2 separate regions of the Homo sapiens genome follow, and region 1 is linked to region 2. Evidence: chromatin contacts called from ENCODE Hi-C or POLR2A ChIA-PET data. All regions are on one chromosome and are shown on one strand. Each heading gives the region's core, a stretch centred on a gene start or an enhancer-like site at or near the end of the contact. The rest is flanking DNA. Distances are from core to core; before and after follow the strand shown.

Evidence for each region. Hi-C counts contacts between places; a loop is a spot of excess contacts on that map. ChIA-PET counts read pairs that join two places held with the same protein, here RNA polymerase II (POLR2A). Pooled maps may share reads with other maps.
Region 1: a loop to region 2 is called in a pooled map, with 3 times the contacts of the local background. The contact joins the enhancer-like site here to the promoter of CFAP54 in region 2. A Hi-C loop is called at or near these places in 5 of 50 pooled maps. POLR2A ChIA-PET finds 5 or more read pairs at or near these places in 2 of 52 experiments (Panc1 and common myeloid progenitor, CD34-positive).

The regions. Positions count from the first base shown.
Region 1 is chr12:96,719,190-96,724,689 of GRCh38, reverse strand. CFAP54 (cilia and flagella associated protein 54) reads right to left here. Exons shown (of 68, transcript NM_001306084.2): 50 at 4,125-4,285. Among named protein-coding and RNA genes, the nearest start is that of NEDD1, 190 kb to the left of the region's middle. RefSeq lists enhancers at 4,245-4,354, 4,375-4,554. Within about 2 kb of position 4,194, at least 8 of the 41 ENCODE cell types and tissues checked have a DNase peak (open chromatin) inside an H3K27ac peak, as active enhancers do.
Region 2 is chr12:96,486,600-96,491,878 of GRCh38, reverse strand. It overlaps CFAP54 (cilia and flagella associated protein 54), which reads right to left and starts at 2,302. Exons shown (of 68, transcript NM_001306084.2): 1 at 1,953-2,302. The coding sequence starts at 2,269. RefSeq lists an enhancer at 2,054-2,263 and a silencer at 2,154-2,448.

The DNA of each region.
Region 1 (5,500 bases), core at 2,945-5,444, 230 kb before region 2:
TGGGATCTAATTAAACTAAAGAGCTTCTGCACAGCAAAAGAAACTACCATCAGAGTGAACAGGCAACCTACAAAATGGAAGAAAATTTTCGCAACCTACTCATCTGACAAAGGGCTAATATCCAGAATCTACAATGAACTCAAACAAATTTACAAGAAAAAAACAAACAACCCCATCAAAAATGGGCAAAGGATATGAACAGACACTTCTCAAAAGAAGACATTTATGCAGCCAAAAGACACCTGAAAAAATGCTCATCATCACTGGCCATCAGAAAAATGCAAATCAAAACCACAATGAGATACCATCTCACACCAGTTAGAATGGCAATCATTAAAAAGTCAGGAAACAACAGGTGCTGGAGAGGATGTGGAGAAATAGGAACACTTTTACACTGTTGGTGGGACTGTAAACTAGTTCAACCATTGTGGAAGTCAGTGTGGCGATTCCTCAGGGATCTAGAACTAGAAATACCATTTGACCCAGCCATCCCATTACTGGGTATATACCCAAAGGACTATAAATCATGCTGCTATAAAGACACATGCACATGTATGTTTATTGCGGCACTATTCACAATAGCAAAGACTTGGAACCAACCCAAATGTCCATCAATGATAGACTGGATTAAGAAACTGGCACATATACACCATGGAATACTATGCAGCCATAAACATGATGAGATCATGTCCTTTGTAGGGACATGGATGAAATTGGAAGTCATCATTCTCAGTAAACTATTGCAAGGACAAAAAACCAAACACCGCATGTTCTCACTCATAGATGGGAACTGAACACTGAGAACACATGGACACAGGAAGGGGAACATCACACTCTGGGGACTGTTGTGGGGTGGGGGGAGGGGGGAGGGATAGCATTAGGAGATATACCTAATGCTAAATGACAAGTTAATGGGTGCAGCACACCAGCATGGCACATGTATACATATGTAACTAACCTGCACACTGTGCACATGTACCCTAAAACTTAAAGTATAATAATAATAATTTAAAAAAAGAAAAAAAAAAGAATCATCTTTATTTGTGGGCTCCAGTTTCTCTCTTCCCATTCTCTCATAAACAACTCTAAACATAATCTTTCCCAAGCATCTTCTAAAGTTACTCCTGTGAAGGTCACCATTGGCCTCCATGCTAAATCCAGGGGTCAACTCTCTATCCTTACCTTACTCAATCTATCAGAAGCTTGTGGCACAGTTGGTCACTCCATTCTCCTCAACCACTTTCTTCACTTGGCTTTCAGGGTTCCATAATCTCTTGGTTTTCTTCTATCTTACTGGTCACTTCTTCTCAGTCCCCTTTCTGGTTCCTCATTTTCTCCCCAGTCTCGTAAAGTTGGAGTACAAAACTCAGGGCTTGATCCTTGGTCCTTTTCTCTCTTCCATCTATTTATACCCCCTAACGGAGCTCATCCAGTATTAAAATTCTGTCTTTACTTTTTTTAGTTGTTATACTGTACTTTTAAATTTGTATTATTCTTATCATTGTATTTTTATTGATGCTTAATAGACATATATACTTCCAGGGTACATAAAATATTTTGATACATTACATAATGTGTAATAATTAAATAGCAGTGATTGGTATATCCATCACCTTACACATTTATCTTTTCTTTATGCTGGGAAGATTTGAATAACACTGTCTATATTCTAAAGACTCTCAGAATACTTGACATCTTCAATTGTACATCTAAGGGCATCTCAAACTACATACATCCAAATTTTAATTCCTGGTGTTTCCCCTAAATAAGCTGCACCCCTACAACCTCCCCATTTCAGTTAATGACCACTTCTTTTTTGACTCCTCTCTTTTTCTCACAACTTACATCCAATATCTGTAAAACAGAATGGCTCTACCTTCAAAATTTACTCAGAATCCAAATACTTCTCATTACCTCCAGTGCTATCACACTGGTAAGAAACACCACCATATTTCTGTTATTATAATAGCCTCCTTAATTCATCTCCTTGCTTTCACACCCTTTTCCTCTTATAATCAATTCTCACACTAGCAGCAAGAGCCAACCCTTTACAATGAAAATCAGATCATGTCACTCCTCTGCTCAAAACTCCACAATGACTCCCCACTTCACTCAAAGTCAGTCTTTACCCTGGCCAAAAGGTCTTATGTAATCTCCTTGTCCACCAGTTACCTCTTTGCCGATCTCCCTTGCAACTCTGCCCCTCACTCACTCCACCCCAGCCACAAGAGGCCTGGAGGTGTCCCTCAAACATGTATCAGGCATGTCTCCATGGCCTGTAACACTTTGTCTATAGATATTTGCATGGATAATTCTCTCATTTAAGTACTTTGTTCAGATGTCACCTCATCAATGAAGCCTGCCCTGACCACCCAAAATGTGGTTCAGATGTCACGACTGATCCCAGATACACACACGTCAAGAGGGTATGAAATGGGGTACTGCTCACATAAAGAGACCTTGCAAGAAGATCAGAGCAGGTTCCCAAACAGGTGGGAAAATGTATGGAGAAAGTAAGGAAAAGAGACTGGCTTGGAGTTTTATGGTGGTTGGTGGGTGGCACTGAGGTAAGAGTTCCTGCACATGGGCCAGGACTTACATGGTTTGAACTTTCCACTAACACCAAAGGAGGGAACAGATGGGCTTTCTTATCTGCTTGCTCAGGTCAGGGGCAGAAAGAGAAGGACAGTGGTCGGGCTTGAAAGCTGTCAGCCATTGAACATCAAAATGGAGTCACACTTATTACAACCACACGATTTTAAAATGGTAACTCGTCCCCCTCCAACCTCTACTCCTTATATTCTCCATAGCACTTATCATTTTTGCCCACACTCTGTAATTTACTTGTGTTTATAGTTTATTGCCAGCATGTTTATTATCTATTAGAATATAGGGCAAGATTTTGCACAATATTGTTATATATTTTGTTTAGACTGTATATATGAGTATTGGGCCACTGATACTTGCCAGGAGCTTAGAACAGTGCCTAGCATATTGAAAGTGCACAAACTTATTTTTTAAACGAATTAATGAATGATAAGAAATGTATGCATTATTAGATGAATCACTATTGAATGTGTCAGAGGACCTCATGATAGAAGTGTTTATCACAAATGGCATGGAGAAACTCTTGAATGTGGATGTCCATATTATTAAATATGAAAAAAGCGCTGTAATATTATTTTTACTACTCTACCTGACTGCTTATATATCTGTGAGCATATGGATACAGAAATTGTATTCTATGCATCTTTATATCTTCACTGCCTAGATCAGAGCCTGGCAGTGAGAGAGTTAACAGATACTGGTTGACTAAATAAATAAATCGATGAACAAACTAAATGAAAGAGCTGACACTAACAATTGCAGCACATTTAAATAATTAGCTACCTACAACAGTTTATTAAACAGTTCAGTGCAATATGATGCAGAAACTTACTTTTTCAAAATAGGTTTGTTTTTAATATTTTAAGTCAATGTTTTAGAAAAAAAGAAAACACTCCATAGCTTTTATTCGTAAAAAGGTTTAGTCTTTTTAAAAAGTAAATTAAATGTATAAAAAAATCAAAGCATTGTTAATTTGTTCATTCTATATATGAAATTAAACAACCCAGCTGTGTGCCTTCATAAAATAATTGCTTTATTGAGAACTGTAATTTTTTTTTTTTTTGAGACAGAGTCTTGCTCTGTCATCCAGGCTGGAGTACAGAGGGGCAATCTCAGCTCACTGCAACCTCTGCCTCCCGGGCTCAAGTGATTCTCCTGCCTTAGCCTCCCGAGTAGCTGGGATTACATGTGCCGCCACAAAGCCTGGTTAATTTTCATATTTTAGTAGAGACAGGGTTTCTTCGTGTTGGCCAGCCTGGTCTCCAACTCCTGGCCTCAAGTGATCTGCCCACCTCAGCCTCCCAAAGTGCTGGGATTACAGGCATGAGCCACCACACCCAGCCAGAGCTATAATTTTAAGTGAAATCATGTATGAAAACTTCCCTGAATAATAAAAAGCAAGCATACTATGGATATAGGAATTTCTAAAACTTACATAAAATTTAAGTCTATTTAATAAACTAGGGTGAAGGAACTCTCTTCAAAGGTATCCCTCCCCTGTGCATGGAGAGACGCACCTGTATGCCGCCCGGTGCCTCTGCAGAGCAACTGCAGCCAGCTGAAGCCGGGCCTCCACCACAATCTCCAGCTCGCCAGCGGAGCACTGAGACAGGGTCTTCTGTTCCACCTCGGACAGAAGGAAGTTTAGCCTGTCCTCAGCTTCCATCAGTAACATCGACTAAGGAAAGGATACCATACATCACGTGAGTTCAGAAATAATACAAATACTGTCTCTTTCTTCTTTAGCAAATATTTTTCATGTACTGAAAAGTAACAATGAATGGAAGACCAAAAAGGAACTTGGTATCTAATTACCAGAGAAGAGAGTTCAGCAAAAAGGAAAAAGGCAACAGAAAACGAAAAGGAAAGTGAAAGCAAGCGTCAGCATGCATGACAGTGACCTTTTCTTGTGTGCACAGCTGGTGCTTACTATTCACAGTAGTTATGTTCTATAAAGTTCTTGCAAACACTGATTACTGGATACTGAGCCATTGCTCCTAGGGGAGACATGGAGAAAAGTACCCGAGAGCCTCTGGTCACAACATTTTCATTAACTGCTCAATACACAGCCTCCTTGTTTAATGTGTGTTTATGGCTAAGGATATATAACAGTATATTTAATATATACTGTTAATTTGCTAACCTTGAACTCACAGCCAATAGCACTCACTTCTGAAGGAAGCTTATCTAACACACATAGCTTCTCCATAAGGGACACCACAGCCCTCTTAACTTAGAAATGCTCCACAGCACTTCAGCACTATGCTGGAGGGTCATTGTAAATATTGACAAAAATTCAAAAAGCATGGTACTAAATAGACCGTGAAAAGGACACTTGTTTACAGTATGAGAGTGGCAACAAAAAGTCAGAGCATCTCCTTGTTCAACTCAGCTGGGAATACGTGCATTGAGCAGCTCAAATTTTTCTGTGCTCTGCGTGTGTTCACGAATAGCCAACAGAGTGCCAAGAGTGTTGATTTTCAGGCTACAAATAAATTTCAGTAGATCTGCAAATTAGCAAACACAGAATCTGTGAATAATGTGGATCAACTGTATTTCAAGTTAAAGTATGGTCACCTAGTTGGTAATGTGAAGATAATGAGATTTTTACAGTAGACAATCAATAGTAAATAGCAGCCTAACATGGCAGAAGATAAAGGGACCAACCAATCTTTCAAGTGACAGGCCACTAAAAATGTATTTGTGCAGAGCAGTGAATATTATATAAATATTAGGGCAATTCAGTATAATGTTTAAGAACATGGATTTTGAATCAAAAAGATGTAGTCCTTCTCCTGGATCTATATTTTATTAGTTGTATGATATTAGTCAAATTCTTAGATGTCTAAGCCTCAGTTTTCTCATGGTTCAGCACAGCACAGTTCAAAATGAT
Region 2 (5,279 bases), core at 1,053-3,552:
CTGAGGCACAAGAATCGCTTAAACCTGGGAGGCAGAGGTTGCAGTAAGCTGAGATCGCAGCAGTACACTCCAGCCTGGGGTACAGAGTGAGACTCCCTATCAATAAATAAATAAATAAAGCATATAGAGTAGGTATATAATGGGCTTTCCTTGGTCAATTCTTGGTTCTCATCTTACTTGGCCAGTCAGCAGAATTTGCCACAGTTGATCATTCCTTTCTTCCTGAAATACTTTCTCTACCTGCTTCTAGTACACCAGGCACTTAATGGTTTTCCACTGGCCCCTCCTCCTTAGTCTCTGTTGGTTTCTTCTTATTGCCTCTCCCTGTCCATGCTGGAGCATCCCAGGGCTCAATCCTTGGACTCTTCCCTTCTCCATTTACACACACACTCCCTTAGCTATTCATCAAGTGTCATCATTTAAATATCATATGAATCCCAAATGTATATCTCATCTGACTTCCAGATTCAAATGTCCAACTACCTACATAGTAGCTCCACCTGGATGCTGAATCACATCTCAATTTTTATAAAAGTAAACTCTTGATCTCCCTCCCTCTTGCTCTTCCCACAATACAATTCCACCCCAGGTCTTTCCCATCTGCCATTCTCCCTGTGTGACCTACTTTTTGCACAAAAATCCTCATCAATTGCTCCCATATCTTTCTCATCTTTCTCAAAAGCAACTTTTCCTGACCTTCCCTAACCAGGCTTCTCACCACCCCATTTAAAATTGCAACACTCAGGCCAGGCGCAGTAGCTCATGCCTGTAATCCAATACTTTGGGAGGTCAAGGTGGGAGGATCCCTTGAGCCCCCAAGTTCAAGGTTTCAGTGAGCCAGGATTGAGCCACTGCACAACAGCCTGTGCAAGAGTGAGACCCTGTCTCAAAAAAAAAAGATAAAATTGCAACATTCATCTCATATCCTCCAACACCATTCCCTGTTCTATTTTTCTCCCTAGCAGTCATCTCCTTGTAAGATTATTTACTTACATATTTGTTTAGTGGTTGTTTATACCCACAAAAACATATGCTCTATAAGGACATGGATTCTTATATGTTTTGTTAACTTGATGTTTTCCTAGTTCCTTGAACAGCACTTGATATACAGTATGTGCTCAATAAATAGTTGTTATATGCATAAATAAAAAATATTTTATTTTATTTATTTATTATTATTATTTTTTGAGAAGGAGTCTTGCTCTGTCGCCCAGGCTGGAGTGTAGTGGCGCGATCCCAGCTCACTGCAACCTCTGCCTCCCGGGTTCAAGCAATTCTCCTGCCTCAGCCTCCTGAGTAGCTGGGAGTACAGGCATGTGCCACCATGCCCAGCTAATTTTCGTATTTTGTATTCATGTATAAATTTTTGGCTCGCTCAAGGGTTTCACAACTTTCCATGTTATGAGTATATAAATTTGTATATGGAGAAAAAGGAATAACTTCGAGGTAGCTCAGGTTCATGAAGCTAGCTCTTGATACAATGAAGTATGTCATCCTGTGAACATGTGCACTTTAATTCCTTCTTATATTGCTATTAGGATTACAGTGACTTTTTCTTAATTTTGCTATTCATTCTGCGCAACTGTTTGCCTTTTTGGGAGTTCTATCACCATGTTATTACTGCAAACTGCGAACTCTTTTTAAGGTTCTTTCCTGCTTATGTTACCATCTTTCTTTTCTGGTCAAATAACAAATGGTGAGTTATGAAACATTTCTGTGTAGATTTTTATTTTGACCTGAGCAGGAAGCCAAGATATAACAGCTCCCAGGAATTAAGGATTGTTAAGAGCGACGAGTCTCCACTTCTTAAACTTTGTCTCTCCTGGGCCCTTCAGCCAGCCCCTGCGTCCGCAACGCTGAACCATCTCTGGGGCCACCACCTGCATCCTCCAGCCCTTTCCAGGGGTCCCTCCTCTGGCCGGCGCCCTCCCCAGTGCCCCGCCAGCGCTTACCAACGCCGGCGGAATTCGTGCTTCTCTTCCTCCGTGGTGGCTAAAGCCTTCTTTTTCCTCATAAAGCCTAACAACTCCTGGATCTCCTTCTCACAAGAGGCCAGGAGCGGGTTTTTCGCGTCCAGCGGCCCATAAAACACGGCTAGGGGCAATGAGTCCTCGGGGCAGGTCCACTGAAGCAGCGAGCTCCGGGAGCTCCCCTTCGACTCTGGGGGCGACCTCGAAGTCGCGGTGGAGGTCGGCGGCAGTTCTGGCAGAGACCCCGAGGTGGTAGAGTCGTCTGACGGAGAGCTCGAGGGGGAGCCCTGCGCCGCCATATTGACGCGCCCCGGCCCGCCTGGAGTATGTGTACACGCGGTTGCCTGGCGACGGTCTCGTGGCAACCGGGCATCCCGCGCGCATTCCGAGAAACACAGCGGCCCCTGGAGGGCAGAGCGAGAAAGAACCAGGTCCAGAAAACAATGATGCTCCTGAGGGCGTTGCCTGGTTGTGCGCTGGCACCGCTGTATGAAATGCGAACAGAGAATGTTCTGAGCAGAGCGCTGGCGAATATTAGAGCCAAAAATTTAAGGTCACAAATCCAGACTATACTCTTTATCCATGTTGGCCACTTAATAACGATAATGATGACGACCATGACCATTAACGTGTGTCAGGCATTAAGCATTTGAAACATGTACTTTCATTTATCTCATTTAATCATCATAACTACTTTACAACTTAGGATACTATTAGTATATCCATCTCACAGTTTAGGAAACCAAAGCTCAAGGAGGTTAAGTCATTTGACAAAAGTCAGCGTACAACCGTAGTGTCAGCGACCAGGTCCTCCAAAGGGAACTTGTGACTCCAAAGCCTGTGCTCAAAATGAATAGGCTGTATTGATCACTCCCCAAAACAAAGCTTATTAATCAAATTGAAATTAGAGAAATATCTGACAAGCAGTTTAAGAATCAAATACAGTTGGCCCTCCAAATCTCGGGTTCTTCATCTGTGGATTCAAGCAACTCCAGATTGTAAATATTCAGAACAAAATTAGAAATAACAATACAACAATAAAAATAACACAAAATACAACTATTTACATGGCATTTATACTGTATTAGGTATTACTAGTTATCTAGAGATGATTTAAAACATCCTGAAGGATGTGCACAAATTATATGCAAATACTACAGCATTTCATATCAGAGGCTTGAGCATCCACAGATTTTGGTATCTGCGGGTGTCATGGAACTAGTCCCCCACAGATAGCCAGGGAGTACTGAATATGCAGCTGATCCATTCTCTTTCCTCTATTTGTACCTTGAGGTCTGTAACTGTGGACATGATGTCTATGCCTCTAATAATTATGATTACATCTATTTATGCACATTCCAGCCTTACTTTAATTATCTCTGTATTCTAAATTAATGTGCATTTTGCTCAACCTTAACCATAGGACATTAATACATACTAGTGGCCTGAAGTGTTAACTCTCAAAATACTTTGCATTTTAAACAGGGCTTTTAGGAGACTTTACTTCTGATGGGGAAACTACAGACCTCCAGGGAAATACTTGGGGAGTTTATTCTTAGCCTGTGTATTATAGGCAAAAGTCAGAGTTAAATTTATTAAAGTATGAGTATTGAGAAAATGGAGAACCTTCTTTTCTATAAATTATGCAACACAATAAATTATCTAAGAGAAGAACCAGAAATATTTGGTGGCTTAGAAAAATCAGTCTTTAACCCTGAAAATTGTTACCAGTTCTATCACACTTAAATAAAGACAGTGACCCTAACACCCTGTGAACCCAATTTTCCATTTCAGACTAAGAAGCTTATTGGACCACAGCCTGATATCTTTCAAGTCTGACCTAATTTTATGCAGGCTCTGTGGGCCTGTGCTAATTTGTGAGGCTGGCCTAATATGTCATGTCTACTGTACCCTAATATTCTTTGAAGGAAAATAATTTTGCTCATCGGCACAGTTAATTATAGCCAGAGAAACTTCCTGGCAAGCAGTGAGACGCAATGACACCTCACTGTAGGAGTCCAATTCTCTAATCAGGATGTAGATATCATCCTTTGATCAACAAAGATTTTATCTTGTTCTCTAAGTGAACAACAAAAATTGTAAGGCTTTAAAGAATGTAGTCCTAGAGAAATAATCACTGGGCATTTACAAAAATATTAATAGACATTTTTAAAAGTCGGCTTGGTAAATTCTCTTTTTTCTCATCTTTTTCTTGCTCTAACATGGCAGACTTGTCCATTGCAGATCAAAAACTGGTGTAATTTGCCACTGAGTGCTATCTATTATATTGATGAAAGTGAAACAGCAGGATAAAATTAATTAAAGTGGTCACAGAAAAGGAAAGAAAAAAATAAAAGACAAAGTGGTGTTTTTCCTTCTAATCTGGCTACTGTCACAAACAAACTTTATCATAGGGCAGACACTTGTATTTCAAAGTCACTGGTAAAAGAAAATGTGACTAAGCAAATTCAAATACCTGAATTATGAAACATTGCATCTTAGTCACTTTCCCCCTTGCACACACTAAAGCTAACAATGCTTAACTTGCAGTAGTTTTTGGAAGCTTGTCTGAATATTTAAATGGGTGTTATATTCTGAATCATCATTATGATAAGATGGAAGTTTACATTTTATTTAGTTTAAATTAAATTGGCTGGGTGTCGTGGCTCACGCCTGTAATCCCAGCACTTCAGGAGGCTCAGGTGGGCGAATCACTTGACGTCAGGAGTTCGAGACCAGCCTAGCCAACATGTTGAAATCCCGTCTCTACTGAAAACACAAATATTAGCTGGGCGTGGTGTCGGACACCTGTAATCCCAGCTACTCAGGAGACTGAAGCAGGAGAATCGCCTGAACCCGGGAGGTGGAGGTTGCAGTGAGCCGAGATCATGCCACTTCACTCCAGCCTTAGCGACAGAGCTAGACCCCATCTCAAAATAAATAAATAAATAAATAAATAAATAAATAAATAAATAATAAAAATAAAATAAATAAATTGAATTTGAGGCATTTTTAACATTTTAGAGGTGTTATCTTCCTTGTAATTAGATGCAGCCATTATAATATCTTTCTCTTTCCTTGTCACTTTGCTTTATTCTTCTCACTGTAATGAAAGAATGGAGCTGTGCAACTACTGTGTCTGACAAGCCTAAGTACTGTAAATAGCTTCCTTATAAATAATGTAAATTGCTATTTCTTATAATTAACATCTTCGCAGGCTGCAGGGAAGCTTTTTGCCCATTCGAAAGTCTTTTTTATCTAAAGCTACTGACTGTTAAAGAATATGCAAGGTTAGTGCTCTTTCAATTC